Linked DNA regions of Homo sapiens: all the other regions are linked to region 1. The links are chromatin loops, found by intact Hi-C in ENCODE. Cell type or tissue: PC-9. All regions are shown on one strand. Each heading gives the region's core, and the rest is flanking DNA. Links, peaks and the distances in the headings are about the cores only.

What was found. Hi-C counts contacts between places; a loop is a spot of excess contacts. Peaks named below come from ENCODE experiments on the same cell type or tissue, not always from the same donor. Only the 100,000 strongest peaks of a DNase experiment are listed, where the experiment ranks them.
Region 2: it touches region 1 in a loop (13-fold over the local background); 6 of 110 quality-filtered maps call a loop at or near these places.
Region 3: it touches region 1 in a loop (17-fold over the local background); 21 of 110 quality-filtered maps call a loop at or near these places.

What each region holds. Positions count from the first base shown.
Region 1 is chr10:97,033,851-97,044,486 of GRCh38, reverse strand. It overlaps SLIT1 (slit guidance ligand 1), which reads left to right. Exons shown (of 37, transcript NM_003061.3): 19 at 974-1,117; 20 at 1,420-1,586; 21 at 4,367-4,499; 22 at 6,721-6,789; 23 at 9,945-10,016. Among named protein-coding and RNA genes, the nearest start is that of SLIT1-AS1, 64 kb to the left of the region's middle. RefSeq lists enhancers at 5,905-6,405, 9,463-10,219. In PC-9, for the core only: CTCF peaks have their summits at 6,734 and 6,943 (motif pointing left); DNase peaks (open chromatin) are centred at 6,276 and 6,926; H3K4me3 peaks cover 1,009 bases; H3K27ac peaks cover 303 bases.
Region 2 is chr10:97,112,253-97,122,888 of GRCh38, reverse strand. The region is part of intron 4 of SLIT1 (slit guidance ligand 1); the gene reads left to right. Among named protein-coding and RNA genes, the nearest start is that of SLIT1-AS1, 15 kb to the right of the region's middle. In PC-9, for the core only: CTCF peaks have their summits at 5,096 and 5,311 (motif pointing right); no DNase peak of the experiment used is centred there; H3K27me3 peaks cover 1,301 bases.
Region 3 is chr10:97,205,752-97,216,387 of GRCh38, reverse strand. All of the region lies in intron 11 of ARHGAP19-SLIT1 (ARHGAP19-SLIT1 readthrough (NMD candidate)), which reads left to right. Among named protein-coding and RNA genes, the nearest start is that of SLIT1, 25 kb to the right of the region's middle. In PC-9, for the core only: CTCF peaks have their summits at 5,523 and 5,725 (motif pointing right); no DNase peak of the experiment used is centred there.

The DNA of each region.
Region 1 (10,636 bases), core at 3,848-8,847:
CCCTGTGTTGACTTGGTTTTTGTTTTTACTTTTGGTTGGCAAGTGAAATTGAGCTGGGTTTTTGTTGTTATTGTTGTTGTTGTTTAGGGAGACAGGGTCTCACTCTGTCTCCCAGGCAGCTGGGGTGCAGTAGTGCCATCATAGCTTACTGTAACCTTGAACTCCTGGGCTCAAGAGATCCTCCCACCTCAGCCTCCCAAGCAGCTGGGACTACAAGTGCACACCACCATGCCTGGCTAAGTTTTAAATTTTTTTGTAGAGACAAGGTCTCGCTATGTTGCCCAGGCTGGTCTCAAACCCCTGGTTTCAAATAATCCTTGGCCTCCCAAAGTGCTGTTTTTACAGGCATGAGCCACTGCATCAGGCTTGGGCTGGGTTTTTGAAGATGAACAGCAGCTTTTCCAGATGTAGATGAGGCAAAAGAGTATTCTAGAAAACTGTCACAGCGGTGTAGCAGGCTGAGGGCTGGTCCATCTCTAGGGAGGCAGGCAGGTGCCAGGGCTGAGATGGTCCGGGTCTGGGTAGACATGGTCTCAGGTCACAGTAAGGAGTTCGAGCATGACTCGGTGGGCAGTTTGGAGGCTGTTAGTGGACTTTAAGCTGGAGAGTGACATGATGGATTAGGTTTCAGGAAGTCTCCTGGGCACTGATGTGGAGCATGGCCTAAAGACGGGCAGGAACTCTGGGCACCCAGGGCACGGAGGCAAGGCCAGCATGGGGGACAGGGCAGTGGCAGGGAGAGAGAGACAGAGCCTCGAGGCTTCTCAGAGGCGGGGGCGGGTCTGGAGTGGGCACAGGTGTGTAAAACTCGCCTCACCTGGCCGGGGCCTGGCTGGTGCGTGTTCCTGGCTCTGCGGCTCGCAGCCTATGGAGGAGAACTGTGAACGAGCCACGATGGCGGAAGCTGCGTGGCCCAGGTGGATGGCTGGCAGGGCAGCAAGGGTCCCCTCCTCCCTCCCCCGTTCCTCCCCAGAATGCTGCGGAACAACCGCATCAGCTGCATCCACAACGACAGCTTCACGGGCCTGCGCAACGTCCGGCTCCTCTCGCTCTACGACAACCAGATCACCACCGTATCCCCAGGAGCCTTCGACACCCTCCAGTCCCTCTCCACACTGTGAGTCCGGCCTCCAGGACAGGCGGGCGGGGGCTCTGGAGCAACCGTCCCAACCGTCTCGGCCAGCCACTTTGAAAGAGCTCACCCTGGGGGTGCTGGGTCTTCGTGGTTTGCTGAAACGTGGGTTCCACATTTCGAAGTCTCCCTCCGGTCCTCAGAGCCGGTCCTCTTGGTGATGGGTGGTGGTCTGGGAGACAGTGCCATGTGGCCATGTGGCCCTGTGTCCGTGGTACAGGAGGGGTTTGCTGGGACCTCTGAGAGGGGCAGAGTGTCTCCATGGCCGCCTGGCCTGCCTCTTCCAGGAATCTCCTGGCCAACCCTTTCAACTGCAACTGCCAGCTGGCCTGGCTAGGAGGCTGGCTACGGAAGCGCAAGATCGTGACGGGGAACCCGCGATGCCAGAACCCTGACTTTTTGCGGCAGATTCCCCTGCAGGACGTGGCCTTCCCTGACTTCAGGTGTGAGGAAGGTAACTCGTGGCCCCCCGGTGGCAAGGGAGAGGGCGCCCTGGGTCCAACCAGTGGGGTGGGGCAGGTGAGGAAGATGGGAGTGGACAGGCAGCACCCCCTGGCATGCCCCTGAGAGGAGAGGTTAGGTGGGGAGGGGAGGCCCTGTTTTCAGGAGGAGACGCGCCTGCCTGGTGGTGTCTTTGTGTGGTTATAAGAGCAATAAAGTTCCTATCCTTAAAAAATGGGAAAGTATGGATAAAAGAAGGAAATAAACTTTACCTATTATTCCATCGCTCAGAGAAAACAGTTCCCATTTTAGTGTAGTTTCTTTCTGTAAGTTTGGTGAACTCAGACCTGCCTTTTGGCTGTCCCTAAGCACTCTAGACTCATGGGGTCACCTTATCTTAATATGCAATGGAACCCTTTTGAGTCCCCTCCCCCATATGTAGGAAACCCTGGTCACTCTTTGCTCCAATGCCTTGTTTCCTGGGACTTCTCAGGGTAGCCCCATCCCTCATTTTTTCGCCACAGCACCAAGCACGGAAGGTCACTGTAGGAAGCAGATTTTTCTCTGTGCAGCCATCCCATCCTTAGTGTCTCTCAGCACCCTGCCGCAGGGAATTTCTCCCTGGCTGACCTCAGCTTCCAGCCCCCTTCTCCGCTTCTGGGTGCTAAGGTGCCTCCCTTCTCCCTGGTCTCTCCCTTTCTTGCCTTCTACCCCCTGCAGCCTACTCCCAGTGGCAGCTCCACCCTCAGCTGGCCTGGCCAGGCCACGTGGCAGTGGAGAGCTTTGACTTTCACCCCAAGAAACACCATCAGGGTATTTTCTAAACAAAATTAATGAATTCTCTAAGAATACTTTTGCTTCTGACTTCTAAAATTTAAAAAAGAGTCTATACTATTTACATATATATTTTATTAATTTATATAATAATAGCTTGCAAGTCTTTTTAAAAATGTCTGATTTGTTTAAAACCTAACTATATATTTTGGGCATTTTCTCATGCCATTAACTATCCTTTGGAAACATTATTTTTTCCAAGATACGGTTTCCTTTTATCCTTCTTTTTACAAAAGAAATGCATCCTCATTCCTTAAAACAACAACAACCAAGGACAACCAGAAGGAGGATTTAAAAAAGTTACTGACAGGCCAGGCGCGGAGGCTCATGCCTGTAATCCCAGCACTTTGGGAGGCCGAGGCGGGCAGATCCCTGAGGTCAGGAGTTCAAGACCAGCCTGGCCAACATGCTGAAACCCTCTCTTTACTAAAAATACAAAAATTAGCCAGGCATGGTGGCGCATGCCTGTAGTCCCAGCTACTTGGGAGGCTGAGGCAGAAGAATCTTTAGAATTTGGGAGGTGGAGGTTGCAGTGAGCCGAGATCACACCGTTGCACTCCAGCCTGGGCAACAGAATGAGAATCTGTCTCAAAAAAAAAAAAAAAATTAACGATTTGCCCACTACCCCCCGGCCCCCATGCCCCAACTCTGGATAACTCCTGTCGACATTTGCTATGTGGCTTTCCAGATCTTTGCTGTGTGCTCATGTGCACAAGTGTGGCACACAGAGGATCTTGCAGGGCCACCTGTGAAAACCTTTCAACAGGATGGACCGCTATCTGGAAGGCTCCACAATTGATGTAAGCAGCCCCCAGCTGCTGGACATTCAGACAACCTCCCAAGTCCCGCTCCAATGCATCGTGCTGCCAGGAGCACCCTCGTAGATGCTCCCTACGTATATATTCCACTCTCCCCTAGAACAGCTTCCTAGAGGTGAAAGGATGTGAATATTTCTAAGATGTTGCTGCTGAGAGCCTGGTGGCCAATCGAGCAGGTTCTGGAGGCAGGCTGCTTGCTCCAGGCTGGGGCAAGTTTCTGAACCACTCTGCCTTTAGTTTCCTCATTGCTCCAATGGGCTAATAGTAACACATTCACTAGAGAGCTGTTCTGAGGATTCAGTGAGTTCACCCTTATCCTGTGGGGCCTGCACACAGGCGACCTGCATAACTGATGGTCACTGTCACCCGGGAGCATGTGCTACCAGCATCCCAGTGTCCTCAAGAACTCCGACCGTGGTGATATTATCATCTCTCTGACACCCAATCAGCAGAAAGGAAGGCACAGATTTTTTGAATAGATGAATGAATCAATGAAGGGATGGTGTGGTATCGAGGGCTCGGATTTTGCGGCAGCCAGACCTGGGCTCAGACTCTGCATTGCCTTGGACCCACTTTATGATTCAAGCAAGGTGCCTAACGTCTCCAGACCTCAATAAAATGGAAATTCATCCACTTGTTCATTCATTCATTCAACTCATCTGTTTTGAGGGCTGCTGCGTGCCAGGCACTGCACTAGGCACTGGGCTCTATCAGTGAAAAAAAGAGGAGAAAAGAGGCCCAGGTCTCCATCCTCCTCATGCCTGCATTCTAGGGGCGATGCTGCACCCCTAACTGTACTGTTAAGGAGACAATGTCGATCCAGTGCCCGGAGTAGCAGGCACTCCGGGGATGGGATGGTGCGCGGCCATCCTCCTGTTCTACTTTGACCAGGTCCACTTTGAGTTTGAGGAGAAAGAGACCAACTCAAGACCTATTTTAACCTCAAAACTGCTCCAGGGGGCTTCATTCCTGGTGGCGGTGGTGGCTGGCGGGGAGGTGTAGTGCACAGACTTACTGATGGCCAAGGTACTGTCAGAGGGGTCTTCTGTTCTGAGAGGCCCCAGAGCATGGCCCTGACTGTAGGAGGCCCTACAGCGGCCCGTCCACCTCCCTGACAGGGGCTTCGTGCCTTCTTCCCTAGGCCAGGAGGAGGGGGGCTGCCTGCCCCGCCCACAGTGCCCACAGGAGTGCGCCTGCCTGGACACCGTGGTCCGATGCAGCAACAAGCACCTGCGGGCCCTGCCCAAGGGCATTCCCAAGAATGTCACAGAACTGTGAGTAGCTCAAGGCCTTGCCCCCTTCACGTGGGTCCACAGGACGGGGACAGTGGGGGCATTTCCTGAGGGGCTGGGGCCTAGCCATGGGAGGAGGAGGTGACCAAGAGCAGGCATTAGCTGACTAGGAGCTGGAGTTCGGGCTTTGCAGAAAACACTGCCTCCAGAAAGGCTTTGAGCTTCTCTCTGATTCTCCCTCTGCGGTCACCTGATGACCGCATGGCAGCGAGTGCTTCCTCCCTTTAAACTAAGCTCCGCCTTTAAAATGAGGAGAACCTTGCTTTCCCGCCTGTCATTGTCTCAGGCTCCTGTGTCATGAAGACACAAATGTGATTTTTGCACCAGCAGTGTAGTGTTCTTCACATGAATCTACTATGACCCAGATAACAAAACCCCTTTTGTTGGATATTTGTTTCCAATTTTTTTTTACTGTCATAAACAGCACCAGTGCTAACACCCCCTCACTGAAATCGCCAGTCAGAGAGCGGTGCGTTTTTAGGACTCTTGCTGCCTTTTGCCTGATGGTCTTCCAAGAAAATCTGTTTCCTTTGCACTCCCATTGACCATGTGAGAAGGTGGCCTTCTTGCTTCCCTGGGTCAGCACTGAGTATGGTGCTGAAATCCTGGCTGATTGGTATTTGGTATCTGAGCACATGTGGAGGATTGGACATAGATGCATTTGACAAACAGGAATGGAGAGCTGGGACTTCTTCAGCAGACACCTCCCAATGAAAGACTCTGGCCAGCTCCTGACCTCTGACCTCTTCCTGTGCTCTGGGGTTGATCCCTCCAGGCCTCCAAAGCTGAGCTTTTCTCCCCCCACCCCCAGGACCAGCGATGAGGCTTCTATTTGTTATTTCTTGCATTACCAGCAAGGCTGGCCTTTTCTTCACAAGCACATCAACCACTGCGGGCCTTTTCCTGGGCCTGGCCTGCCCCGTCTTCACCCTGTTTTCTACTGCAGAGTTAGTGTCCTACAAACCTCATGAGTCCTTGCTTTCTCCTTGGAGCCTCCTAGCAGCCCTGAGAATAATGGGATGGGTGGGGCAGCCTACCTTCTTTGACTGAAGATGGTGAAGTTCAGAGCCTGCGAAAATCTTTTAACTTCTCTAAACCTCAGTTTTGTCATCTGTGAAATGGGACTACTTGGGTATGTGGACGAGGACTGCCTCGAGGATCAAACGAGATGGGTGGGAAGTCAGTTTGTATGATGCAGAGCGAGGGGTAAGGATGAGCACAGCCCTCCTTTTGCTCCTCTCTGGGGCTTTGGGAAGTGGGGGAGAGCTGTCCTGCAGGCTGTAGTTAGTTGGGGGGTGGAGATCCTGTGCTGGAGCTCAGCTTGGCTCAGCTCCTGGCATTGGGCCACTGCTTAGCACCTTCAGGCTGGAGGCATGAATGGTCAACAATGAAGGGAAGAGGGGGAGGTTCAGAGCATCTTGAATCCCAAGCTCTATCCTGTAGAAATGGGAACCTTGGGAAGCTTCGGGCTTAGGAGGATTTCGGTGGGCTTGGTTTTAAGGACAGTGACTTGGATAGCAGTGAGTAGAGTGGAGGCCAGAAGGGAGGTCCAAGGTGCAGAGAACAGACAGAAGAGGCTGCAGCAGGAGCCCGGGCATGGGTGGTGGTGCACAGTCGGCGGGTGGCATGAGAGTGCAAGGAAAGCAAGCTGTGAGAGAGCAGCGGTGGCACTGGCTGCAGAGGGAGGAGGAGAAGCGACATCAGGGTGCGGAGCCTGGAAGGCAGGAAGGCAGAGGGGTGCTGATGGAATGAGGGGGAACTGGTTGGGCAGTCTGGCTGTGAATCAGCTTCACAGCCCATGCCAGCAGGTGGACAGGGGGCCCTGGGAGCTGGCAGGGCCCGGTAACGTGCAAATCAGATCTATTTGGCCAGGAAAGAGCAGAGCAGGGAGGGGAAGGCAGGGGCCCAGGGAGTGTCCATGGACAAGGAGGAGGCTGGGAGGGTGAGAAGGGAAGCGAGAAGGGAACCGAGAGAGGCCACGTGACTATTGGCTTTTTACCAAGTCCTCTGGGTGGCACCTCCCCAGATGGCTTCAACAACGTACATATTTTCTCCTCCCATAAGTGATTCTGGGCCCATCGTGTGGCCTATGTGGAGGAGAGGAAATGAGAGCGAAGTCCCTGGCTGCAGGGAAGGCTGTCCCCAGCATGGGGCACCACCAGAGGTGGAGATGGGCACTAACGCCGCTGTGTTCTCTCTGCAGCTATTTGGACGGGAACCAGTTCACGCTGGTTCCGGGACAGCTGTCTACCTTCAAGTACCTGCAGCTCGTGTAAGTATCCAGGCCGCTTGAGGACAGGAGGGCCTTTGGCATCTAACCATCAGGACTCCGGCTTTCCTGGAATTTCCTACGGACCTCACTTCTGGGCAGATCCTGCTTCTTTTCCTTTCCCTGCTCCCCTCTGGGAACAGCTGTGCCTAGAGCTGTTTTGCCACCTAGTGGCCACGATTGGCAATTACATAGTTCCAGGCCATGTTGGGTTGGACCTGCCTCCTCCTCCTGCCCACGCCGTCTCCCCAAAGCTCCCCCGTGAGGCTGGTCGTGACTGTTAAAAGGGTTATCCTGGTCGGGCGGGCACGGTGGCTCACACCTGTAATCCCAGCACTTTGGGAGGCTGAGGCGGACGGATAACCTCTCGAACTCATGTTGGAGTTCGAGACCAGCCTGATCAACATGGAGAAACCCCATCTTTCCTAAAAATACAAAATTAGCCGGGCATGGTGGCACATGCCTGTAATCCCAGCTACTCGGGAGGCTGAGGTAGGAGAATCGCTTGAACCCGGGAGGTGGAGGCTGCAGTGAGCCAAGATCGCACCATTGCACTCCAGCCTGGGCAACAAGAGCAAAACTCCGTCACACACACACACATACACACACACACACACACACACACACACACACACACACACACACACACACAAAGGGGGTTATTCTTGCAAGGTTAGGAGCCAAGGAGCCAGGAAAAGTGGAGGGTGATGGAAAGCTTCTCGGTCCAGCTCAGCTCTCAAACCAAGTATGAACTATGGCAGCTACAAATACATACCTGTAACTAAGTTTTTCTTCAGGCTACGCCTCTGCTTTTCTATTATTTCCACCTTTGACCCCTTCTACTCCATGAAAATATACAAAATAAGCCTCAGGATAATAAGTTCAGCTCCTTTTAGTTTTCTAGCCTACCTAGCTCCTCACTTCAATTGTCTTTATCTGCTCCTTGGCCAGATTCTACCAAAAAGAAGTCCAGAGAACATTCCACCTTAGTGTGATTTGGAGCAGTCCCACTCCAAGTGCAATCTACGGGCCCACATCAGTCCCAGAACTGTTTGTAATGGGTTTGTAATTAGATATGGCGCTTACACCAGAATCTAAATCAATGTATTGCTTCCTTTGTTGAGAAAGTCTTGCTATGGAAACAATGTTCGCGTAAACTAAGCTAGGTGTGGTGACCGGATCTTGGCCCAAGTTTCTTATTGTGGGTTGGTGAAATTTAGTTCAAGGACTGGCTACTTTGGGCGGCTCTGGCTTACAGAATTTTGAAGCTCCAATTTATCTGTCTTTGCTTAATGACCTGGCCAATGTGTGTTGAATGTTCCAATGGGAGGGGTGGAGAAGGGATGGAGTAGTGTGATTCAGTGGCTGGTGTCAGAGTGCTTTGAGCCAGTGAAACTGCCTCTTGGGGGCTGAAGTACCACCACCTCCTCATCACAGGGGAGGACCACAAAGTGTGTTGAACATTCAGTAGAGCACTTAAATGTATCTCCAAAGACAGTGGAATGATTTAGAATTAGATTAGAGGAACGTTCAGGAGGAGAAGATGAAGGCACGGCACATCGTTGCATTTTCTAAATGTTTCCTGAGCTGAGAGCGCATGAAGTGGGCAGACGTGAAGGCCCCGAAGTCATGGCCCCCTCTCCAGACTGTCATGGTTTAGGGAGGATGCAGGGGAGGGGAGGGAGCGCATAAAGTCGTGTGGGTGATAAGGGTTCCAACAGAGGTCAATGCTGATTAGGGCTGTGGCTCAAGGAGGATGTGATCAACTCAGGGAGGCGGCTTGCGGGGAGGGCATCTTGGAACACGAGCTGGAGTTCATTGGTGGGCAGAGGGAATAAGCTGTCTGGGGCCACAGAGTGTAGTCTGCTCAGAGAACTTCAAGAAGCTTAGTGAATCCTAAGCCTGGGAAGTCTTCGGAGCAGGGAGCAGAGGGAGGGAGGGGCAGGGGCTAGACCCAGGAGTGCCGACAGGTGGCCAGCTAGAGGGCCTGGAGTCCACATGCTAGGCACATGGGTGCCACTGTGGGGTTTCGTCAGCTTTGTGTCATAGAGAAATTGCTCTGGTGCCACCCTCATGGCAGATGGATCAAAAGGGGCAAAGCAGTGGGTGAGAGATGAGGTCAGAATCCCAGGCAGGAGCCAGAGAGAGAGGACGCTGGCTCAGGAGGAGGGCACGGTGCGAGAGGTGACCAGGGCCACCAGCCAGGGGCGGATCAGATGGGTGGGATGAGAGGGCAGATGTGTGGGCAGGCAGCATTATGGAGCTGGAGCCTGGGGGATGGGGCGTGGTAGGGAGAACAAGATGCGGGCGGAGTTTGAGTATCTGTGGGCATCAGGAGGAGGAGTTCATGAGAGGACAGGCTGGGGCCATGGGGAGGGGGGCACTGTCAGCACAGGGGCGTCCCCGAGGGCACCCAGATTGGACTAAACAGGGCACAGATGGGCTTTAGCAATCCCCATGCCTCTGGGCTGAGTACAAAGGAAGCTTCTACCAGAGACTGAGGAGGCACAGCCAAAGGCCCCCAAAGACAGTCGGGAGCGGAGGAAAGCGGGTGGCGGGAGTTTTGAGAAGAGAAGAGAGATCAGTTGTGTCAGATGCCACAGGTGACTCGGAGAGGCCATGGCAGCAACCTGGGCTTGTGGCCAGTGGACCGGCTTTGAATCTGGCTCTGCCTCCGACCAGCTGGTGACCCTTCAAGAGTCATGGATCCCTCTGAGACTCTGGGTCTTTGTCAAATGGGGCTGCCCTCTCCCTCATAGGACTGCCTCGTAGGGAGGGCTTCTGAACGAGCCCACCTAAGGTGCTGGCAGGAGAGAAAGGAGAGAGTGCTGGATCTGGTCGGGAGGCCACCAACACCCTGGTGGGAGTGTTCCCATGGTAAAAAGGGGCAGAGCCAGGCTCTGCTTGCAGAGGGATGGGGGTGAGGGTCAGGAAATGGAGGCACCAAGCCCTGGTACCTGAGGGAGTTGAGGGAGCAGCGCAGCACTGTAGCTAAGCAAGCGCTGAGACCCGAGGCTGTGCACCAGGGCTCCTCTCCACCCCTGGCCAACCTGGCTGGGGAATGGCCCTGGGCAGAGTGAGGGAGGGGAAGAAGCCCGTGAATGTGAGCCAGGGCTGAGTGAGTTCTTTCTAAATCATGATGCCTTTGCCTTTTCCAGGGACCTGAGCAACAACAAGATCAGTTCCTTAAGCAATTCCTCCTTCACCAACATGAGCCAGCTGACCACTCTGTGAGTCCCAGCAGGGCTGGGGTGGGGGGCCCCGGGGCCATGGCTGTGAGTCATTCCCTAGCCCCAGCCTGTGCTTTTTGCTCCCAGATCCCTCGCCTGCAGACGCCTTGCCCTCTGGAGAGGGTGCCGGGCCTGAGAGCCTAAAAGACTTTGAAAAAACATCTTTCATTGTGAAATACAACATATGGCATATATGGAAAATAATAATGCAAAAAGTAAATAGTGCAAAAAAATAAATATACAGTTTCACAAATAATCATAAAGCTAGCACACATGTAGATACCAAGTCAAAAATTAAGGACACTCGGCCAGGCGCAGTGGCTCACGCCTATAATCCCAGCACTTTGGGAGGCAGAGGCAGGTGAATCACTTGAGGTCAGGAATTCAAGACCACCCTGACCAACATGGTGAAACCCCATGTCTACCAAAAATACAAAAATTAATCGGGCTGGGTGGCGGGTGCCTGTAGTCCCACCTACTTGGGAGGCTGAGGCAGGAGAATCGCGTGAACCTGGGAGGTGGAGCTTGCAGTGAGCCAAGATCGTGCCATTGCACTCCAGCCTGGGTGATAGAGCGAGACTCTGTCTCAGAAAAAAAAAAAAAAAAAAAATAGAACAGTG
Region 2 (10,636 bases), core at 2,631-7,630, 80 kb before region 1:
TATAGAGCTGCTGAGCAGGTGAGGCACAAACTTGGAGTCTGTCTGAAGAACTCAGAGAAGAAGCAGCTCTAGGACGGACTTTCTAAGCCAGATCTAGTTTGCTGGCACTGGCAAGCAGCTTCTGGACAAGGAGCTCCCAGGAAGCATCACTGGCATTTGGCAAACATTTGTTGAATGAATACAAGGGCTGCCCTGATGCTCTCTGAGCTCCTCTCAGATGTGCCTTCCTCACACTCCACTCTGGGCTTGTACACATTGTTCTCTTGGCCCGGAGTATGTACCTCCCTGGACAGATGCACATGCACTTGTGTAACACACTCACACACACTCACATACACATCATCCAGGCCATGTCTGTCATCCTCCGGGTCTCAGCTGAAACACCACTTACCCAGCAAGGCTTCCCTCCTCACCTCGTGGGCTGGATGGGGTTCCTCTGCCACCTGCTCTCGACACCGTGGCTTCACCTTTTCGTAACAGGAGTCTGTTTCCCTTGGAGAGCTGGGGTGCACATCTGTGTTCCCTGTGTCTGCAATACCCAGCATGGCCCTTGCTATCTATTAGATATTCAGTAAATGTTTGTTGAATGAATGAGGCAAGAATCATCTTCCCTTCTGATTATTGTTTACTTGAAAACAGGGTTTCAGTTGCCTACAATGGAGTTGTGGGAACCTGTTGGTACTCATCTCAAGACATGGGAGACCCCATCTTCCATGTTGCTGGAATCCTTATCTCTGTAGCAGCCTCCCTCTCAGAAATGTAGTTGGCTCTGTCCTCACGAGGGAGCTGGAGAAGTAGACACTGGAGTCAGAATGTCTGGCTTCAAGTCGAGGTTCTGTAACTTACTAACTGGATGACTGCGGGCAGTGGCTCAATCTTTCTACACCTTGTTCTCCCATCTGTAAAATGTGTTTGTTAATTCCTGTGTTACTTGCCTGATAAGATTTTATGGATTAAATGAGATAATCCAGGAATATATTATAGCAATGATCAGGTAGCGCGTGCTCAATAAGTAGAATTTGTTCTTGCCGTTAAGCCATATGTGTCCATCCTGTCAAGAATGTGGCATCGGTAAAGCAATGGGGTTGAGCGGGACTATAGCTGATGAGGCAGGAATGGGCAGATGAAATGGAGCCAAGGTAAGAACTACACGTCTGAGAGGTCCTGCAGAGGAAGGCAGGAGGGAAATTGGATGTAGCAAGAAGGCAAGGGGTGGGCTTGCAGAATCACGCTGCACTTAGCCCGAGGGTTTTCTGGTGTGTGATTAGGACTTGGGTTCGGATCTTGGCTCCGCTACTTGACATGATGCATTATTTTGGGTGAGTTACTTCATCTCTCTGAGCCTCAGTTTCCTAATCTGTAAATAGGTTAATAATGGTGACCTCGCAGAATTACTGAAGGCTTAAATAAGAGACTGTATGAACGGCACTTCCACAGGCCCTGGTGCATAGTCGGGGTGCATTTGTGTTTAAGAAGGGAAAGCTGGTGGGGCTCTGCACATGTTTGAAGGGATGGCAGCTCTAAGAGCAGAGTAGACAGATCAGCTCGTCCTGGTGAGAGATTTCCCAAGTCTGCAGAAGGGAGGGGGTAAGCCGACTGCCTTCAGCGTGGCTTCTCAGGGTGACACCACTTATTGTGTAATTATGGAACAATGTGCATAAAAGTGAAAATGTGGGTCCAGATGGCAGGCCTTCCATGCTGTTGAGAGGCAGAGCTAATGAACTTAACAAATCACTGATAATTAATTTTCAGAAGCCAAAGGAAACTGGGGAGCAATGAATAGGTCTACAGAAGGAGAGAATGCAAAGTAGTGCCAACTGTCAGCCTGGAGAGAGGTGTGAGATGCTGGCACTTCCAGGCCAGGGAGACCGTCTTGACATCTAATAGTTTTGGTGGGACAGAACCGGGAGAGAGAAGGCGGTCCAGGTAATATAGTAATAGTCATGACAATATTAGCCAAGCTTGAATGAACCCTTCTATGTGGCAGGAACCATTGTAAGCATTTTATTTGGATCGGCTCTCATTTCAGGCAGCTTCTCCCGTAGGGTAGGGAGAGAGAGTCAGAGTCCAGTGGGTGATAGGGGCCTTTGTCTTACTACCATGGAGCAATGAGGCAAAGTGATGAGAATAGCTAATATTTACTGAGCACTTGCTGTGTGCCAAGCACTGTGCTGAACTCTTCCGGAGGTGTCGGCCGCTTAGCATCATCAACATCCTAGGAGGAGGCACAGAGAGGGTGGGTGACTTAGCCTGCACCCTCAGCAGGATGCAAAGCCTGTGAAAATGTGGAGCCAGGAAGGACTGCGCCGCCGCTCAGAGCCGCCCGTGCACACGGTGTGAAGCAGCATTGCGAGTCAGGAAACTGCGTTTCGGCTCCAGTACCCCGACACAAGTCCTTGAGCCTGCCCGGAGTTTTGTTTCTTTAACTGTGAAATGGGAGCAGTGGATTTGAATCAGGAGGACACACACTTTTCAGACAACAGTCCTGTGTATTCAAGTAAATCTCACAGGGCACCGGAGATGTAAAGCAGACATTGGAAAGGAGGGTGGGGTCTGCTCACTTGCGGCCCCTCCTTTCTCACAGAGCCCCAAAGCCATTTGGGTCTCATTTGGGCAGCTGGGGATGAGCTCAGCAGTCACAGGGAAGTGGCTGTGGGGAGCGGGCCTGGCACACTGTCTTCTTGCCCAACCCTGGGCTGAATCTGACCCTGCACCTTACTAGCTGTGCAGTCCTAGGCAACTAGTTTAACCTCTCTGAGTCCTGTTTTGCTAAACTGTAAAATGGAGCTAAAACTTCTTTGGGTATTCATAAGGATTAAATGTCATAATGTTGTAAAACTCTTAGCTCTATGGATGGTGCCCAATAAAGGCTCAACTAGAAGGTAACTGACAGATAAATGTTTGTTAAATGGATAAGTACTTTTGAATCTATATACATATACATATATATATATATATATATATATATATATATACCCCTTTGGAAAAAAAATATGTATTTCCTCCTAAACTTTCAAGACTAAGTGAGGAAGAATTGGAAGCCCCAGGAAGATGGGCCAATCTGCCAACATTGGGCATATTTGCTCCAGGTGAGAACGAAGGGACTGATCTAGCTGATGGGGTGAAATGTTTGAGTCCCTTTGTCTTCCTCGCTGGCTGCCAACACAGAGTGGGCGTCCACCGGGACCCTCCCCACCGCTGCTGAGCCACCTCCTGCCTGTCTCTGGGGGTCAGATGCAAAGCCAGGGAGGATGGGTGAACCCAAGGCGCCGTCTCCTGAGTCCTCCCAGACCCTCCCGATGACCTCCTCGCACCGCCCCGTCGCAACCCACCTTCTGTTCACGGCCCATCAGCTGGCTTTCTCCCTGACTGCGCTCGGATTTGAGCCATTGTGAATTCATGTTTCCAGATTAATTAGCAAGGCCCCATGTCAGATGCTAACTGGAACCCAGATGTCTGCTTGGTTCCTGCATCAAATCATTTTGTCCCTGTAATTGAAGAACACGGAGGCAGCAGCCAGGCTGGCCAGACCCACTAGCTTCCCCCGCCCCTTTCCATTAAAAGAGAAATAAACCCACTTCCCACCTGGGAGGATCGGGGAAGGGGGATCTGCCCACCATTTCTGTGCCAGCCAATAGGATGGCGATGAGTTGACCCCTGACCTTCCTGTGAGGGTGGGGTTCCCTGAGGAGTTTCCCATGGGTTTACAGGAAGGTAAGAGGGGTGGTGAGGACGGAGAATTCTTCCTAATTTTGACTTTAGCCAGACACCCGTTTCCCAAGCTAGAACACTGCCCCTCCAGGGGAACACAAGAGACCCCAGGCAGTGCCTGCCTGAATGGCCCATCGCTGCTGGGCTGCGTGGAAACTTCCAGCTTCGGGGTCACGTTGTGCATGCCTGAGTGAAACAGACATGTCAGAGCAGGGATGTATTTCCGTTTCTCTCCAAGCCATATGTTGTGCATGTGTGTGTATGCCTTTTGTTTTTTAGCTATAATTTATTGGGCACTTACTATATCCCAGTCGTCATGGCTAACATTTTATATGTACTGTCTCATTTAATCCCCACAGCAATCCTATAAGAGAGGATTCTTTTATCCCCATTTTTTCTGGTGAGGAAATTATGTATAGTTCAGAGAGGTTAAGTAACTTGCCCAAGGTTACGTGGCTAGTGTGTGACAGAGTTGGGTTTGAATCATTCGGTATGTCTTTTAAGTGGAAGCAGCAGTTACAGGAAAGATGAGCCATGTTTCCTTCCCCCTTAATAATGTGTGTTCTCCTGGGCAGAAGAGGTGAGAACAGGTTTGGTCATACCTTCGCCTTTTCTATTGAAGGTCAGAACCTGCGACGGCCATTTTGGAGATAGAGGAGCGCTTTGATGGGTGGCACAGAAGATGCCAAGGGAGGCCAAGAGATGCATGGGCTGGAGTCTGGAGTGTGCCCGAAGCCTGCAGAAAGCCCTTAAAAGTGGGGAGTGGGCTCTAACTCCATGGCTAGGTCAGTGCCCCAAGTCCTGCTGCGCCAAGAAGTGGAGGACAAAGTCCTGAAGGCCCTGAGTTCTTTGGGAAGTTCATGGGCATCCCAAAACTGAGGGTTCAAACCCAGCTCCAGCTTACGCAGCCTGTGACCTCGGGCTGCTCGTGTCACCTTTTTGAGTCTCAATTTCCCCATCAGCAAAATGGGCCTAAAACCTTCTTATACCATATAGTCCTTGTAAAGCTGCACTGAGTATTATGTGATATTCAGGCCCTCAGGAAATGTGAGCGTACTGTGATGGGGCCAGACACCTCAGAACGTCTCAATTTAATAAAGTAGAATCTTAAATAGTAAATGCAAAGATTTGGAATAGCCATGCTCAAACACTAGAGAATGAGGAAGCTGTTTATTAAAAAATGTAGATTTCAGAGCCTTACCCCTGACCTTCTTATTGAGAATCTGAGGCTGGAACCAGAACTCTGCATTTTGACAGATCCCCCTGGGGTTTCTGAAATGTATTCATTGAGCTTTCATTCTGAGACACATTTACAGAACATTCAAATATAAGAGCCGGCAGTGACTTCAGAGGTCTTTTAGGCCCCTCCATTCACAGAGAAGGAACTCAGGTTGTAACTCGGAAATGAGTTGTCCTCAGGGAGAGCCAGAAGTGGATCTTAGTTCACTGATTTTTCAAAATAGTTGCTGGTAACTGAGTGACTTGCATGTGCGTCACTTGCATGGCCCAAGCCTCATGGACTTTTTCAGACTCAGCAACCGAAGAGATTATTTATATACTCTCAAATTCTACCCTTCCAATTTACCCCTGGTACACTGTCACCAGGTGGCAGTAGTATGCTATAGAGCCTCAAGGGTTGTTCCTGGAAATCCACACCCTTGTGGATTTATAACCTTGAATAGTCATATTCCTTTTTTTAGTTGTTAACATGAAGACAAACACCTTTATTATGCTAGCTAAATGCAAGCAAACATCAAGCAAATATCGACATGGAGAGTATGTTTGGAGCAAATTTTCCAAGCAAATAAGTTATTAGAGACAGGAAGCTATCTTTCCTTATAATTATTTAATAGACGTTGTTCTTAGTCCTTCATCTCCCTGTAATTTTTTTTAATTTACCTGCTTTGCTCTTTGGACACCCACTTCACATGCTTTATTCTCAGATCTTTCAGGGTTGGGCTCCTTGATGTCAGAACTCATGTCCCTGGAACTTCTCTTCATGTCAAGTGTTTTTCTAAGTCTCTGCTCGTAGAAACACAGAGAAAAAATTGCTTTTTTTTCTGATTTCATTTTCTCCTCTCTCTATGAAGCAAGGTATTGGCATGTCTCTGCCACCCACTGTAGTTAGGGATGGGGAGGGAGGGAGAGAAAACAGTGTTGGGTACTGACTGTGGACCAAGTTCCAAGCCATATGCTTTCCTGTTACCTCACAACAGTGGGCAGCAGAGTGTGTTGTCATTTCACAGACAGGTAACAAGCTGACGGGTGGAAGGAGGGGGTGGGCAGGAGTGAATCCCAGGTCTTTGGAGCTCCAGAGCCCATCCGTCCTCTCGTTTCCATGGTGGGCTGGGGATGGAGGGGATGTGGGCTGCCAGATGCTCCCCACTCCTACAGAGGAAGCCCAGATGCTCTGGGGTGAGGACCAGGCCTGGTGACAGGCTCTCCCACCCCCAGCCTGCACCAGAGAGGAGGCAGGAACACCTGGGCCCCTCTCCCTGGGGAGCCCGACTGCATGGCAGCTGCTTCGCTGGCATTCTTGAGAGTGTTAATTGGGCAGGATGCCCAGCCCCCAGCCCCACTGCCTCCTGAAATGAGCTGGACCAGGGACAGAAACCCCACTGCTCACCAGGCATAGAGGAGACAGGATGGGCTCCTGGTCAGCAGCTCAGGGAGGAGGCCCAGGATGCCGGGCTAGACCTGTGGGTAGGGGGTGCTCCTCATCAGCAGCCTCCACTCTTCCCTCCTCTGGGGAAGCTGGGAAAGCAGTGTTGACCCCAGGGCTCCGGACAGGCCCTAAGGAGGAAGAACCTGGAATCCTTGCAGTGGGCTTCGGCTAGCTCAGGAGATGGTCTTCTCTAGCTGGAGGGAGGAGGTGAAGTGGGGTGGGGATGAATTATTTGAATTATTATTTCTCTCTCTCTTCCTTCTCTTTCTCCTCTCCTACTGCTGCCTCCTCCTCCTCTTCCTCCTTCCTCATCATAATGAAGACTTATTCAGTACCTGTCTGACCCAGGCTGCCACCAGGACTCTCCATATATTATTTCATTCTCATCTTTCAACAGCCCGTGAAATGTATTTTGTTGATTCTACTTTTACATTAAGCTCAGAGAGGTCAGGCAACTTGCCCAAGGTCACACAGCAGGTGAACTGGCACAACCAAGGCTTGGATGAAGGTTTCACTCCAGAGCCTGTGCTCTGTCAACTCGGCCCCCTGCTTCTCATACTCTGCCCATCAAGGACAGAGCACTTTGATCTTATGGGAAGGTTCCCTTTATCCCTGGTACCCCAGTCCTCCTGGGAGGAGTCTATGTTTTCTTTGTTTTCAAAAGACTTGGAATCTGACACAGGCTTCCTTTCTGAGCCTTGGCTCCTCAGAAGGAAGGGCAGAGAAACACCATTTTCACAGTACAGTGAGAAGGCCGGGTGGCTCATAGGTGGCGACTGGATTTCTAGAGAAGGACCCAGGATGCCCAGGTGCCCAGTGCTGCAGTTGCTGTTGAGCCTCCCCTCAGCAATGACCCAGTGACAGAAAGATAGGAGGGACTCAGGGGTCAGGATGCCCAGGGCTCTTCCAGGCCTGGAAGACCTGGTCAGTGAGAGCCATCAGGGAGCTGAGGGCTGCTGGGAACACCTTTCTCAGACTGTGGTGCCTGGCTCCAGGCTTCTCATCTCCAGAGAACATTTGCAAACTTACAGGCACCCAGAATTGGCCCCCGGACCTGTGAGGGGTCAGTGAAGAAACTGGAGAGGTTTCAGGTCTCCAGAGCTGCTGAGAGGATTTGAAAGCATGGATGTGGGCCATGGGGATGAGTGGGCTTACTCTCTGTTCTCCAGAAGAAGCAGGATAAGTACCAGCAGGAAGGTCTCAGGGCAATTCCAAGGAATAGCAGGCTGGGAGTGGATGTTGAGCCTCAAGCATTAGTGAGCTCTCTGGCCCTGGGCGAGGTCAAGCAGAGCCCAGGTGGGCAATCTCTAAACCAACCTTACGGGGAAGCCAGGAAGGGGCCCCTGCACTGGGCCAGCCTTCAAACTACATGATCCAAATGTTTCCTTGAAGCTCACATGGCCTCTGATGTCGCAATGGGAAAGACCCTTTTGTGCTCTGCCAGGTCACTGCTATTTGCTGAGCATCTACTCTGACACCAGGCACTGATGGTGAACAAGACAGACAGCAGAGACTGTCATGGGTAATGGCAGGAATCGTCACAACAGCATGAGGTGCCATTTATCATGTGCTAAGGGTTTTCCATCATTATCTTATGGAATCCTCTCAACAACTTTATGAGGCTGGAATTATTATTATCCCCATTGTCATAGAGGAGAAAACTGAAATTCAGAGTAGCCAAGAATTTGCCCAACATCACACAGCTAGTGAGCGCTTGGATTTTTATTTTTATTTTTTGATTTGAGAAGGCTAGGGAGACGAGCTTCCTTAGGACTCTTCCTTGAGCTAAGGGATGACCCTAAGTATCCAGGTAGATGACTCCATCACCTACTTTGGACTTTTTATTTTTCTGTCTGAGACAGGGTCTCACTTTGTCACCAGGCTGGAGTGCAGTGGTGCAGTCATGGCTCACTGCAGCCTCAACCTCTTGGGCTCAACTGATCCTCCCACCTCAGGCTCCAGAGTAGCTGGGACTCTGGGACTACAAGTGTGCATCACCACACCCAATTAATTAAAAAATTTTTGTTGCCCAGGCTGGTCTTGTTTCCTAGGCTAGTCTTGAACTCCTGGCCTCAAATGATCCTCCTGCCTTGGCCTCCCAAAGTGCTGGGATTATAGGTGTGATCTGCTGCACCCAGCCTGTACTTTTGATCTTACTAGGAAGACTTCAGAATGTGCAATAATTCCCTCTGCTGTTTCTATGTTCACTTGGGCTCCCTTTCCACCGGCTGGCCTCCCTTAGGCAGGCCCCAGAGTGGGAGTCGGTGCTTCTGAGAGGACTCAGGGCCTCCGTGGCTGCTCCATGTTGAACCTAAGTGTTGCGGTGAATTGTCCTTTGCTCCCCTGGCTTGTAACATTACCACCATAGACAGTTACACTGTGACGTGGTCAGAAGCTGGGCAGGTGGGTGCTCCTTTGCTAGGTCCCTTGTCCTCACTTCCTGCCTTGCTAGGACAGTCCCTGAGTATCCTGAGGGGCTGGGAGAGCTGGAGTGGCTTCAGGCACCTGGTAGCGGGGTGGATGTCTTCCCCTCAATGCCTCACTCCCACCCCTGCCCCACCTGGGAGTGTAGTAAGACTCTCCATGTGACCGTGGGCATGTCTTTATACCAGGTCAGGCCACCCTTTGGAAGATCCATAAAATTCACCTTAAAAATCTTAAAAGAGGCCGGGCTCACGCCTGTAATCCCAGCACTTTGGGAGGCCGAGGCGAGCGTATCACCTGAGGTCAGGAGTTCGAGATCAGCCTGACTGACCAACATGGAGAAACCCTGTCTCTACTAAACATACAAAATTAGCTGGGCATGGTGGTGCATGCCTATAATCCCAGCTACTCAGGAGGCTGAGGCAGGAGAAACTCTTGAACCCAGGAGGCGGAGGTTGCAGTGAGCTAAGATCGCACCATTGCACTCCAGCCTGGGCAACAGGAGCAAAACTCCGTCAAAAAAAAAAAAAACCTAAAAGAAAAATGTTTGGGGCTGAGCATGGTGGCTCATGCCTGTCATCCCAGCACTTTGGGAGGCTGAGGTGGGTGGATCACCTGAGGTCAGGAGTTTAAGACAAGCCTGACCAGCATAGTGAAACCCCCTCTCTATTAAAAATACAAAATTAGCCGGGTGTGGTGGTACACGCCTGTAATCCCAGCTTCTTGGGAGGCTGAGGCAGGACAGTCGCTTGAACCTGGGAGGCAGAGGTTGCAGTGCCACTGCACTCCAGCCTGGGCAACAAGATTGAAACTCCATATCAAAAACAAAAACAGAAACAAAACCCAAAAAAAGAAAGAAAAATGTTCAGAAGAGCTGATTCAGATGGAAAATCCTTTGACGTTGCAAGAGGCTGTATATCAAATTATATATAATTATAATCAATTAATGCATCTTTGTAGATGATTAGAAAAAATGATCAGGGACACAAAAATGACCACTAAATTTGATATTGCTTTCCAAGATACCTTTCAGGTCTAAATTCCTCTGATTTCAAGATTCTAGTGGCATCCAATTGCTTATTTAAAACATTTAATAACTGGACGTGGTGGCTCATGCCTGTAATCCCAGCGCTTTGAAAGGCCGAGGTGGGAGGATTGCTTGAGCCCGGGAGTTTGAAACCAGCCTGAGCAACATGGTGAAACCCTGTCTCTACAAAAAATACAAACTTTAGCTGGGTACAGTGACATGTTCCTGTGGACCCAGCTGCTTGGGAGGCTGAGGTGGGAAGATTGCTTGAGCCAAGGGGCAGAGGTTGAAGAGATTGTGCCACTGCACTCCAGCCTGGGTGACAGAGTGAGACCCTGCCTCAAAAAAACAAAACAAAACAAAAAACAAATTAATAACAAATCATGGGCTTTGGAACCAAAGAGTTTTGGGTTACAGATTATGTGGTTTTGTTCCTGATACTGGACTTTTCTAAATCTCAATTGCCTCATCTGTGAAATGGGGATGGTAGTACCTCATAGTGTGGTTGTGAAGATCAAATTGGATAGTGCTGTGAAGGCTCAGCACAGGTCCTGCCCATGAGTGTGGATTATCTGTCCTGGCCCATTGCTTTATGTGGTCCTGGGACCTGAGGCCCAGGAGACACACACATTTATTTATAGCATGCTCTGAATTCATGTCTCCCAGCCTACAGGCTGTGGATGCGGAAAGGGGAGCTCAGAACCATGGGAGGATGGAGAAGAAAACAGAGAGAGCTGGTGCTGAGGGGTGAGTACCACAGGGCGCTCTGTCAGGGAGTGGTGGATGCCGAGGGGTGAGTATCACAGGGC
Region 3 (10,636 bases), core at 3,714-8,713, 170 kb before region 1:
GGCAACAGGGTGAGACTCTATCTCAAAAAAAAAAAAAAAAAAAAAGATCAGATCTTGTGAGAACTCTCTCACTATCAGGAGAACAGCATGGGGGAAACCACTCCCAAGATCCAATCACCTCCCACCGTGTCCTGCCCCTGACCTGTGGGGATTACAATTCGACATAAGATTTGGGTGGGACACAAAGCCAAACCATATCAGGTACTGTTATCTCCAATTGTATAGAAGACACATATGAATAGTTTGATAACTTATGTTGTCAGTTACAAAGAAACGTAGCTGACAAAGTGGCCAACCTAACATCCAGGGCTGCTGGACTCCCAGGACTATGGTGTTAGGCAGGGGTTACAAAACCCAATATCTATAGGAGCCAGGAAGGTCATGTAAGGTAATGAGAACCACAAGTGCTTCAAGATATTTAAGAACGCCATGGAAGCCAAACCCGACCCCTCTGCAGCCTGCATTTGGCCCAGGAGCCCAGCTGGCATCCTCTGCATGGCGCTGGGCTGCTCGGCTCCTGACTGCTTGCTGATCTGCACAGGACACTCCCAGAGCCTCTCAGTGGTGGCTCCCAGAGGACAGCAAGAAGCGCGCCTTCCGGGAAGAGGATAAATGGCATTCGGACGCAGGAGGGCATCCACTCACTTACCTCCGCCAACACTCCCCACGCCCTGCAGGAACTGCTTAGGGAGGGTCTGTCCTCATTTCTCTGCTCTTCTGCATGCCCTGCCTAATGCGTTCGTCTCTGGCCACAGGTGCATATTAAGCACTGGAAACGTGGCCCATCTGAACTGAGATGTGCTGTGCGAAATAACAGAATTCAAAGATGTAGGAAGAAAAAAGGAATATAAAAATATCTCGATAATTTTTTACACTGATGACATGTTGAAATGAGATTTTGAATATGTTGGGTTAATAAAATGTATCATTAAAATGAATTCTACCTGTTTCTTTTAACCTTTTTAATGTGGCTAACTAGAAAATATAAAATTACACATGTGGCCCATGTTATATAGTGATTGTCCCAGAACCTCTGGGCCTCTAATCCTATGCTGTCCTTTCTCCCCAACAACCTACTCCACCAGAACCTTGGCCACATCTTTTTTCCTTTAGTTAGTCCTTAGTCCACTCTGGGGAGGAGAAGCAGGGAGAGCTGGTCAGAGGACAGGACAAACACTAAAAATGTCACCCCACCCCCGTGAGCTACTGCCCTGGGCATACAGACCCACTAAGTCTTTCTGCTCAGGTTAGAGGCCTTGGGCCAGGGCCTTCTGCCTCTCTGATGAAGAGCCATGGGGATTTAATGGACATCTAATGACCCAGTGATCCAGGCTTTAATAAGTACTTTGATGTAACCAAAATTGGCCATTAATGAGAGGTCTTATATTGTAGCCCCTTCTTAAACACCCGCCGTATGTGCTTTGTGACATGACCTAGGAAGAGGAGAATGGAGAGGAGAGACATGGCCTTCTTTCTTGTCTCTGCTTCCCTCTTCCATGGGAGCATGAAAACCTACTCTTTCCACATGGGGAGGAATATAGAACCATCTGGTGTGGAGGAAAAGGGGATATATTTAGTCTGAAGCAAATCTTTAGCAGAGACATAGAATCAAAGACGGTCATTGCTATTTGGGACCTTAGAGACAATGGATCCCAATGGTTTCAGATAGGTTTATGCAGTGCCGCCAGGGTTACTGTGAGGAGGGGAAGGGGGTCAGAAGGACAGCACCTGATTCTCCGCATCCTCTTCAGCCAGGGAGCTCCCTTTTACCTGGTTTAGAGTAAGATTTTGTTTAAATAAGTGGCTTGAAAATCATTGAACTAGCCCACAAACCATGTGTTAGAGAAACAGTTTCAGAAAGATGGCGACTTAGGCCCAGTTGATGCATTAGTGAGGGGCAGTGTGGGGGACTTGAGTCTATCTCTTTTTAAATTAACTCTATTAAGCATATAGTTTGATACATTTTTTTTTTTGAGACTGAGTCTCACTCTGCCGCCCAAGCTGGAGTGTAGTGGCGCAATCTCGGCTCACTGCAGCCTCCTCGCCTCCTGGTTTCAAGTGATTCTCGTACCTCAGCCTCCCAAGTAGGTGGGATTACAGGCAAGCGCCACCATGCCCAGCTAATTTTTGCATTTTTAGTAGAGATGGGGATTTCACCATATTGGCAAGGCTGGTCTCGAACTCCTGACCTCTAGTGATCTGCCCGCCGTGGCCTCCCAAAGTGCTGGGATTACAGGTATGAACCATTGCGCCCGGCCAGTTCGATAAGTTTTGACAAACATATACGTCTCTGTAACCACCACCCCAATTAAGATGTACATTTCCGTCAGTCCAGAAAGTTCTCTCATGCCACTTTGCAGTCAGTTCCCCATGCCCCTGCCCCAGGCTGCCAGTGATTTCATTTCTGTCACTGGAGATGGCTTTTGTTATTAAACCCCTGCTAACTCACAGTTGGTGTGCTGACCATGCCTCCCACTCTGGCTGACCCTGTGTTTCCAGGTGTTCTGATGTGGACAAAGGAGGATGCTTGTGACATGTTTCTGGGAGCAATAGCAGGAATAAGAAGACTGGTTCTGGCTTATGGGAATCTGAGTTCCTTGAAGGCCAGAGCTGTTCTTTATATTCTGTTTCCACACTACCTAGTGCAATGCCTGGCACATACGAGGCCTTTGGTGAGGGTGGGAAAGTAAGGTGGAAGGGTGGGTGGGCGGAGGCCCGGAAAGATGTGTACGGGAGGTCCAGGGACACTTCCTGGAGCTGTTACTTAGAGACGAGTTACATAAGGACGGGGGCTTGGGGCGCTGTGGGGCAGAGGTGGATGTTTTGAGGGCCCAGAGTTCATTCATTCCGTGTGTATTTATTTAGCTGGTGATGTTTCACAGGGAGTCGTCAGGGATGTCAGAGTCTTGGGTGGGGGGTTGATGGAAGGGAGGTGCTGGATGGTCCAGGAAGGTAGGGCTGTCAAGAGTCGGGGCTGCAGATGAGAGGAGGAGGGAAATGGAAGCCCTGAGGGGTAGACAGGAAAGGGTAGGATAGAGTGTGTTGTGAGAGAGTCAGGCTACACTGCAGGCATCGTTTCCCCAAAATGACTTCTAGACAGTACTTTGGATAAACAGGTGTTTTGTTTTTTTTTTTTTTTTTTTTTAAAGACAGAGTCTTGCTCTATCCCCCAGGCTGGAGTGCAGTGGCACGATCTTGGCTCACTGCAACCTCTGCCTCCTGGGTTCAAGTGATTCTCATGCCTCAGCCTCCCAAGTAGCTGAGATTATAGGCACAACTTGTTGCCCAGGCTGGAGTGCAATGGCACGATCTTGGCTCACCGCAACTTCTGCCTCCTGGGTTCAAGCGATTCTCCTGCCTCAGCTCCCGAGTAGCTGGGATTACAGGCATGTGCCACTACGCCAGGCTAATTTTGTATTTTTAGTAGAGACAGGTTTCTCCATGTTGGTCAGGCTGTTCTCAAACTCCTGACCTCAGGTGATCCGCCCACCTCAGCCTCCCAAAGTGCTGGGATTACAGGTGTGAGGCACCGCGCCCAGCTGCTAATTTTTATATTTTTAGTAGAGACGGGGTTTCATCATGTTGGCCAGGCTGGTCTCAAGCTCTTGACTTCAGGTGATCCACTCGCCTCGGCCTCCCAAAGTGCTGGGATTACAGGTGTGAGCCACCATGCCTGGTGATGAACAGTCTTTAATAGTGTTTAATATGTGATAGAAAAATATAACTTATATGTTAAGTCTGAATTTCTAGATTCTTTAGGACCAGGCTAAAGTGTATATTTGGGGTTGTTTTGTTTTGTTTTTTAGAGACAAAGTCTCTGTCATCCATCCAGGCTAGAGTGCAGTGGTGCCATCATAGCTCACTGCAGCCCCTAACTCCTGGGCTCAAGCAATCCTCCTGCCTCAGCCTTCTGAGTAGCCGCGATTACAGGCACACACCACAGTGCACAGCTAATTTTAAAATTTTTTTTTAGAAATGGGGTCTTGGTATGTTGCCCAGGCTGGTCTCATATTCCTGGCTTCAAGTAATCCTCTTGCCTTGCTCTCCCAAAATGCTGGGATTACAGGCATGAGCCACTGTGCCCACCTAAAGTGTGTATTTGAATTTGTATCAAATTTAAAATGTTGAGGAAGAAATAGAAAAGTGGCCTGCATATGTGATAAAATTACTGAAAGTTTGCTAAAGTTTGGTGAAGATTACCATGGGCGAAATGGTGAAGGGGAAGATGACAGGGTAGTTTTAGGCACAGGAGTTCCTCCACAACCGAATAGGGGCTCCACTGACGGAGGGGGTGGGAGGGGAGCAGAGGGGAGAGCAAAGGAAGCTGTGTTTTTGTTTTGTTTTGTGTTTTTCTTTTTGAGACGGAGTCTTGCTCTGTTGCCCAGGCTGGAGTGCAGTGGCGCGATCTCGACTCACTGCAAACTCTGCCCCCCGGGTTCACGCCATTCTCCTGCCTCAGCCTCCCGAGTAGCTGGGACTACAGGCATCCGCCGCCACGCCCGGCTAATTTTTTTGTATTTTTAATAGAGACGGGGTTTCACCATGTTGGCCAGGATGGTCTCGATCTCCTGACCTCGTGATTCACCCACCTCAGCCTCCCAAAGTGCTGGGATTACAGGCGTGAGCCACCGCGCCCGGCGGCTGTGAGGGCTGATAGGGCACTGGTTCTCAAACTGACCAGGCAGCCAAGTCACCTAGAAGTCTTTCTGAAGCATGGCCGGGCCTTACCCCTGGAGTCTCTGATGCAGGTCTGAGGCCCAGGAACTTGCATTTCTCATTGGTTCCCAGCTGATGCTGATACTGTTGGTCCAGCATGACACAGAACCACTGATGCAGAGGTGGCAGTGGGTGTGCGGTTTGTGCCCTGTGGTGGGTGTGGATACAGGGAGGCCGCCCACTGCGGGAAGTGGAGGGGCTGGTGTGGCTGGGAAGACCCCCAGGCAGAAAGGTGGGATTGGGCCTTGGCCCACAGGATGAGAGCAAGCTCACGAGCTGGCGCCTGGTGCTGTGCACACAGTGGGCGCCGAGGCGGGCAGGGGCCCAGGAGGGCGGCAGCTGGAGCTGGTCCTCCACAATTAGGAGGGCTGATTGCCTGGGCCACACACCTGCAGCATAGTGCCAAAGGGGAAAAAGGGAAATAAATCCAGACCCTCTGAGAGTGCCCCCAGGAGGCTGCCTACTCTAGTTTTTCTGCCATTTTGATTAGCTCTGACAGAAAGGAAACCAATTTCTCCTGAGCGTAAATGTCTTAGGCATTTGTATGCCTTATCGCATTTAATCATCATAGTCTCGTGATGTCGGTATCACCCATCCATTTTTAAGGATGAGGGAACTAAGGCCTTGAGAAGTGAAGGAACTTGCTCGTTGTGATCTAGGTGGACCTAGGATGCAATAGCCTTGGGGCTGACTTGTCTGATTAAACCTTCCCGAGGCTTCCCTCACCCCCAATATTATCATTTGAATGTGTAATCAATAGAAAACCAATATGTAATCAGTATAATCCATTGTTAAAGAGCTACTTTACATTATTTTTCATACTAAGTCTTAGAGATTCAGTATGCATGTTACACCTTCAGCCCATCTCAATTCGGATGAGTCGCATTTCAAGCGCTCCATAGCCCTGTGCCCCCTACTCCTGTGGGACAAGAGCTGCCCGCAGGGATGAGAATGTCCAGCCACACGTGCCTGTAATCACCATTTCTACCACTAGATGGCGCAGGTGAGCTTCCCTGGTTCAATGCATCAAGTGTTAAGAGACGGGGTTGGTGGGGACTTAAATTTCTCTGTCTTTGATTTATTTGTTTAAATTTTAATCATTCTGCCAGAAGTGAGCTTGAAAGATTCCAAGCCACTACATACTTACCCTAGAAAAATCACAGGTAGTTGGGTCTGTGTGTGTCTGGGTACAACTGTAGAACGGAGTACTCCAAGTTAACGTCCATGTAGAATACAATGTTTATTAAAAGATAAATAATTTTAAAATTGCTAATTTAAAGCTTACACGTACATTATGAAAACCTAATAGTAACTGTAGTAATTATTTAGAACTCAGGCAAAACAAGGATTTTTTTTTTTTTGGATGAGTATTTTCTTACTGGCATTGTTTAGAACAGCAGGTGTATTGTGATAACAAAAAGGAGACCAACTATTAGTTAATTATTTAAAAACTTCTTCAGAGACAAATGACTCTTTTTTTTTTTTTTTTTTGAGACGGAGCTTGGCTCTGTTGCCCAGGCTGGAGTGCAGTGGCACGATCTTGGCTCGCTGCAACCTCCGTCTCCTGGGTTCAAATGATTCTCCTGCCTCAGCCTCCCGAGTAGCTGGGACTACAGGCACACACCACCACGCCCGGCTAATTTTTGTATTTTTAGTAGAGACGGAGTTTCACCATGTTGGCCAGGCTGGTCTCGAACTCCTGACTTCAGGTGATCTGCCCGCCTTGGCCTCCCGAAGTGCTGGGATTACACATGTGAGCCACTGCACCCGGCTGACAAATGACTTGTGTTCTGCACCCAAGGGGAACTGATTCCACAACGTACCCCCTCATCACCCCCTAGCCTTGGTCCACCATTGGTCCTCGCCATCCTGGAGCTTCCATTCTGTTTCAAGGATGAGGAATCTGAGCCTAGAGAAGCACAGTGTCCCCACTTCTGTCACATGGGTGCTAGCGGCAAACCTGGACTAGAAGTCAGGTACCCCAGACTCCCTGCCCAGTGCTCTTTTCACTGGGTCATTCTGTTTTAGCAGTGGTGGCCATGGCAGCCATTTCTGTTTCTCATGTCTCTAAACCCTAAGCCTGAGACAGTGACCAAGGGCCCAACCCCTGCTATGTCATTTATAGTCTGAGCATAGGGCTGGGACCAGAGGAGGCCCCCAGCAAATTGTTGAGTGAATGTTGAAAGGAAGGAAAGAAAATGCCCTCCAGACATTTCAGAAGCTCATCATTCCTGGAGGTGGGGGGACCTCAGCCAGCCATCTGGTGGCAGACTAACTACATTGGACCCCTTCCACCATAGAGGGGACATCAATTTTGTCCTCACTGGAACAGACTCTTATTCTAGATATGGATTTGCCATCTCTTCCCAAAATACTTCTGCCAGTGCAACCATCTGTGTCCATGGAATACCTCATTCACTGTCATGGAATTCTACATAATATAGCTTCTGTCTTGCTCTGTCGCCCAGGCCGGAGTGCAGTGGCACGATCTTGGCTCACTGCAACAACCTCCACCTCCCGGGTTCAAGAGATTCTCCTGCCTCAGCCTCCTGAGTGACTGGGATTACAGGCACCCGCCACCACACCAGGCTGATTTTGTATTTTTAGTAGAGATGGGGATTCACCATGTTGGCCAGGCTGGTCTCAAACTTTTGACCTCAAGCAATCCACCCGCCTTGGCCTCCCAAAGTGCTGGGATTACAGGCATGAGCCACCGCGCCCAGCTGTCTTTTTACTTTCTTATTGTGGCTCCAGAAAATGTTGAATTACCTATGATATCTGAATAGCTAGTATATGTATATGGCACCAGATTCAAAAGGTATGAAAGGATATTGAGACTCACAAAATGGAAGAAAATATTTGCAACTTATATATCTGACAAGGGAGTAGTGTCTAGGATATATAAAGAATTTTTTTTTTTTTGAGACAGGGTCTTGCTCTGTTTCCCAGGCTGTTGTGCAGTGATGTGATCACAGCTCACTGCAGCCTCAACCTCCTGGGCTCAAGCAATCCTCCCACCTCAGCCTCCCCATTAGCTGGCACTACAGATGTGTACCACCATACCTAGCTAATTTTTTGTAGAGATGGGATCTCGCTGTCTTATCCAGGCTGGTCTCACGTTCCTGGGCTCATGGGCTCAAGCCATCCTCCTGACTTAGCCTCCCAAAGTGTTGGGATTACAGGCATGAGCCACTGAGCTTGGCCAAGAATTCTTACAACTCAACAATAAAAAAAAACAAATAACCCAATTTAAAAATGGGCAAGGATATGAATAGACATTACTTCAAATAAGACGTACAAATGTCCAGTAAGTGTATGAAAAGATGTTCTGCTGCTTGAATCCAAAGAGTGTTAGTTCATGTCCTGTCCAGGAGATGATTTCCCCCACCTTGACTTTCCCCAGTGTCATTCAAGCCCCAGCTTTTAAGATCCCGCCCCCTAGAAGCCTTCTCTCTCCAGGCAGAGCTCTTGGCTCCACTAGCTGAATTCCCACAGCAGCATGAACGCATCTCTTCTGGAGCCCTGGTCACGTTGCACAGTGTTTATGTGACTGCTTTTCTTAGAGATGGTGAGCTCCTGCAGGGAAGGGATCAGTTCCTATTCACCCTTGCATCTCCCTGGCTTAGCAGGGTGCCTGGAACACAGCAAAGACTCAGTGTCTGGCTGGCTGGCTTGCAGGAAGGACAGCTGTCTCTATTTTTAATTTTTTTAGAGATAGGTTCTCACCTGGGCTGGAGTGCAGTGGTGCGATGACAGCTCACTACAACCTTGAACTCCCAGGGCTCAGGCGATCCTCCCACCTCAGCCTTCTGAGTAGCTGGGACCACAGGCACGTACCACCATGCCTGGTTGCCGCCTCTATTCTGGACTGAGAGTAGGAGACTGTAGCAGGAAGTCAAACCTGATTAGGTAAAGACCACGGCTCAGAAAGGTTAGGGAACTGCGCAGAGAGTTCTGGAACTGTGGCTGCCTCCATCTTACTAGAAAGATGAAACTGCTTTCTGAACCTGAAAACTCACCTATCTGGCTTGTAGATCTTTTAATATTCTAGGTTCCTGACTGAATGGGACGCCCATGAGTCACTGTAGGGGGGGCACAGGTCTGAGGAGAGGCAAGGCAGTGAGTCCCTAGGTTTCAGCTCAAACAGAAACCCTTTGAGCTCTGAAGGGGCATGTGCTTGCCATAGGAGGGAGCACCTGCTGGTCCTTCCCTCTCTGGCTCTGGTGGGTTGTTTCTGGAAACCCTTGGGTCCTAAGGAAACCCTTTCTCAGTCTGCCCCATTGGCTGAGGGCAGATGTGGGAGATGAAGGATGGGCAGGGGCCCTGCTCCATGAACCCGCACTTGGCCCGCCCTGGGGAGCCAGCAGGGTGCTCTGTGAACCCACACTTGGCCCACCCTGGGGAGCCGGCAGGGTACTCCATGAACCGGTACTGGGCCCACCCTGGGGAGCTGGCAGGGGTTGCTGGGCTCACCACCTCCTGTCTCTACAACCCCCAATCGCTGGCCGCTCACAAGTGGCCATTGGATGTGTGAGAGAGATTTCCACAGAAAGTGTTTCTGTGGCTGCCTCATTTTAATTAAGTGAACCTGGAATTTAAGGGTTAGCTCCTCGGTTTTGGGGTGAGCCTCTTGTAGAAATCCATCTCTTGTAACTCCCAGTGTTGGCAAGTGTGTAGTGAGATGGGGACCCTCACACCTGCTTGGGGTCGGCGGGGGGCTTTTCTGGGTAGTTTGGCAATAAATATCAAGCCTCAGACATTTCCCCTTGTGTTATCATTTATTTTTTAGGTGTGATAATGCGGTTATGTTAAAAACAGTCCTTTTGTTGTAGAGATACATACTGAAATATCCATGGGTGAACTACACAGCAAACAAATCTGGGATTTGTTTCGGCATCATACATTTGGGGTAAGGAGCGTGGGTGGGGTATAGCTGAGAAAAGCTTGGCTGTGGGTCAGCTGTTGTGGATGCTGCTGGATGAGGGGTTCAGGAGTTCATGGTACTGTTCTGTCTACATTTATTTATTTTTTAAAATTCCATAATAAAAAAGTTCAATTAAAAAGTCCCCTTTGACTTGGCATTTCTACTGTGATGACATCAGTCCAAACCCCCAGCATCACTCACCAGGCTTCCCTGTTTTCATTCCCATCCCTCCTCGGTTCAGGGGGATCATGCCCCATCTGCATCTCCACTCACAGCCCTGGGATCCCTAGGGCCCACCTGCCCCCAGGCTTCCAGATCCCAGAGCCTGTGGGTGCTCTCTGGCCTCAGCATCAGGGACACTCTCCCTCCACCCCCAAACCCCTCACCTGGATGGTGACTACTCATTCATCTGATGTCAGGTTGGTGTCATCTCAGGGGAGCTGCTGACTCCCAGGCAAAGTCACACTTCTCTAATACTCTCCATCCTTCATGGATGGGTCCTTCATAGCTCTCACTATAATTTGTAACTATAAACTCTTTTTTTAATTAATTATTTTTTTGAGACAGGGTCTCACTCTGTTGAGGCTGGAGTGCAGTGGCATGAACACAGCTTACTGCAGCTTGGCCTCCCAGGCTCAAGTGATCCTCCCACCTCATCCTCCCAAGTAGCTGGGACTACAGGCACATGACACCACGCCCGGCTAATTTTTGTATTTTTAGTAGAGAGGGTGTTTCATTATGTTTCCCAGGCTGGTCTTGAATTCTGGGCTCAAGCGATCCGATTGCCTCAGCATCCCAAAGTGCTGGGATTATAGGAATGAGCCACCACACCCTGCCCTGATAAGCTCTTGTGATTGCTTTTGTTTCATTGCAGTCTGCCTCCTGTACTAGACTGTGAACTCTCTGAGGGCAGAGACTATGTCCGTGTGGCTTACCACTGCATCCCAGAGCCACACACAGAGCCTGGCACATAGTAAATTAATGCAGAAGGGGACA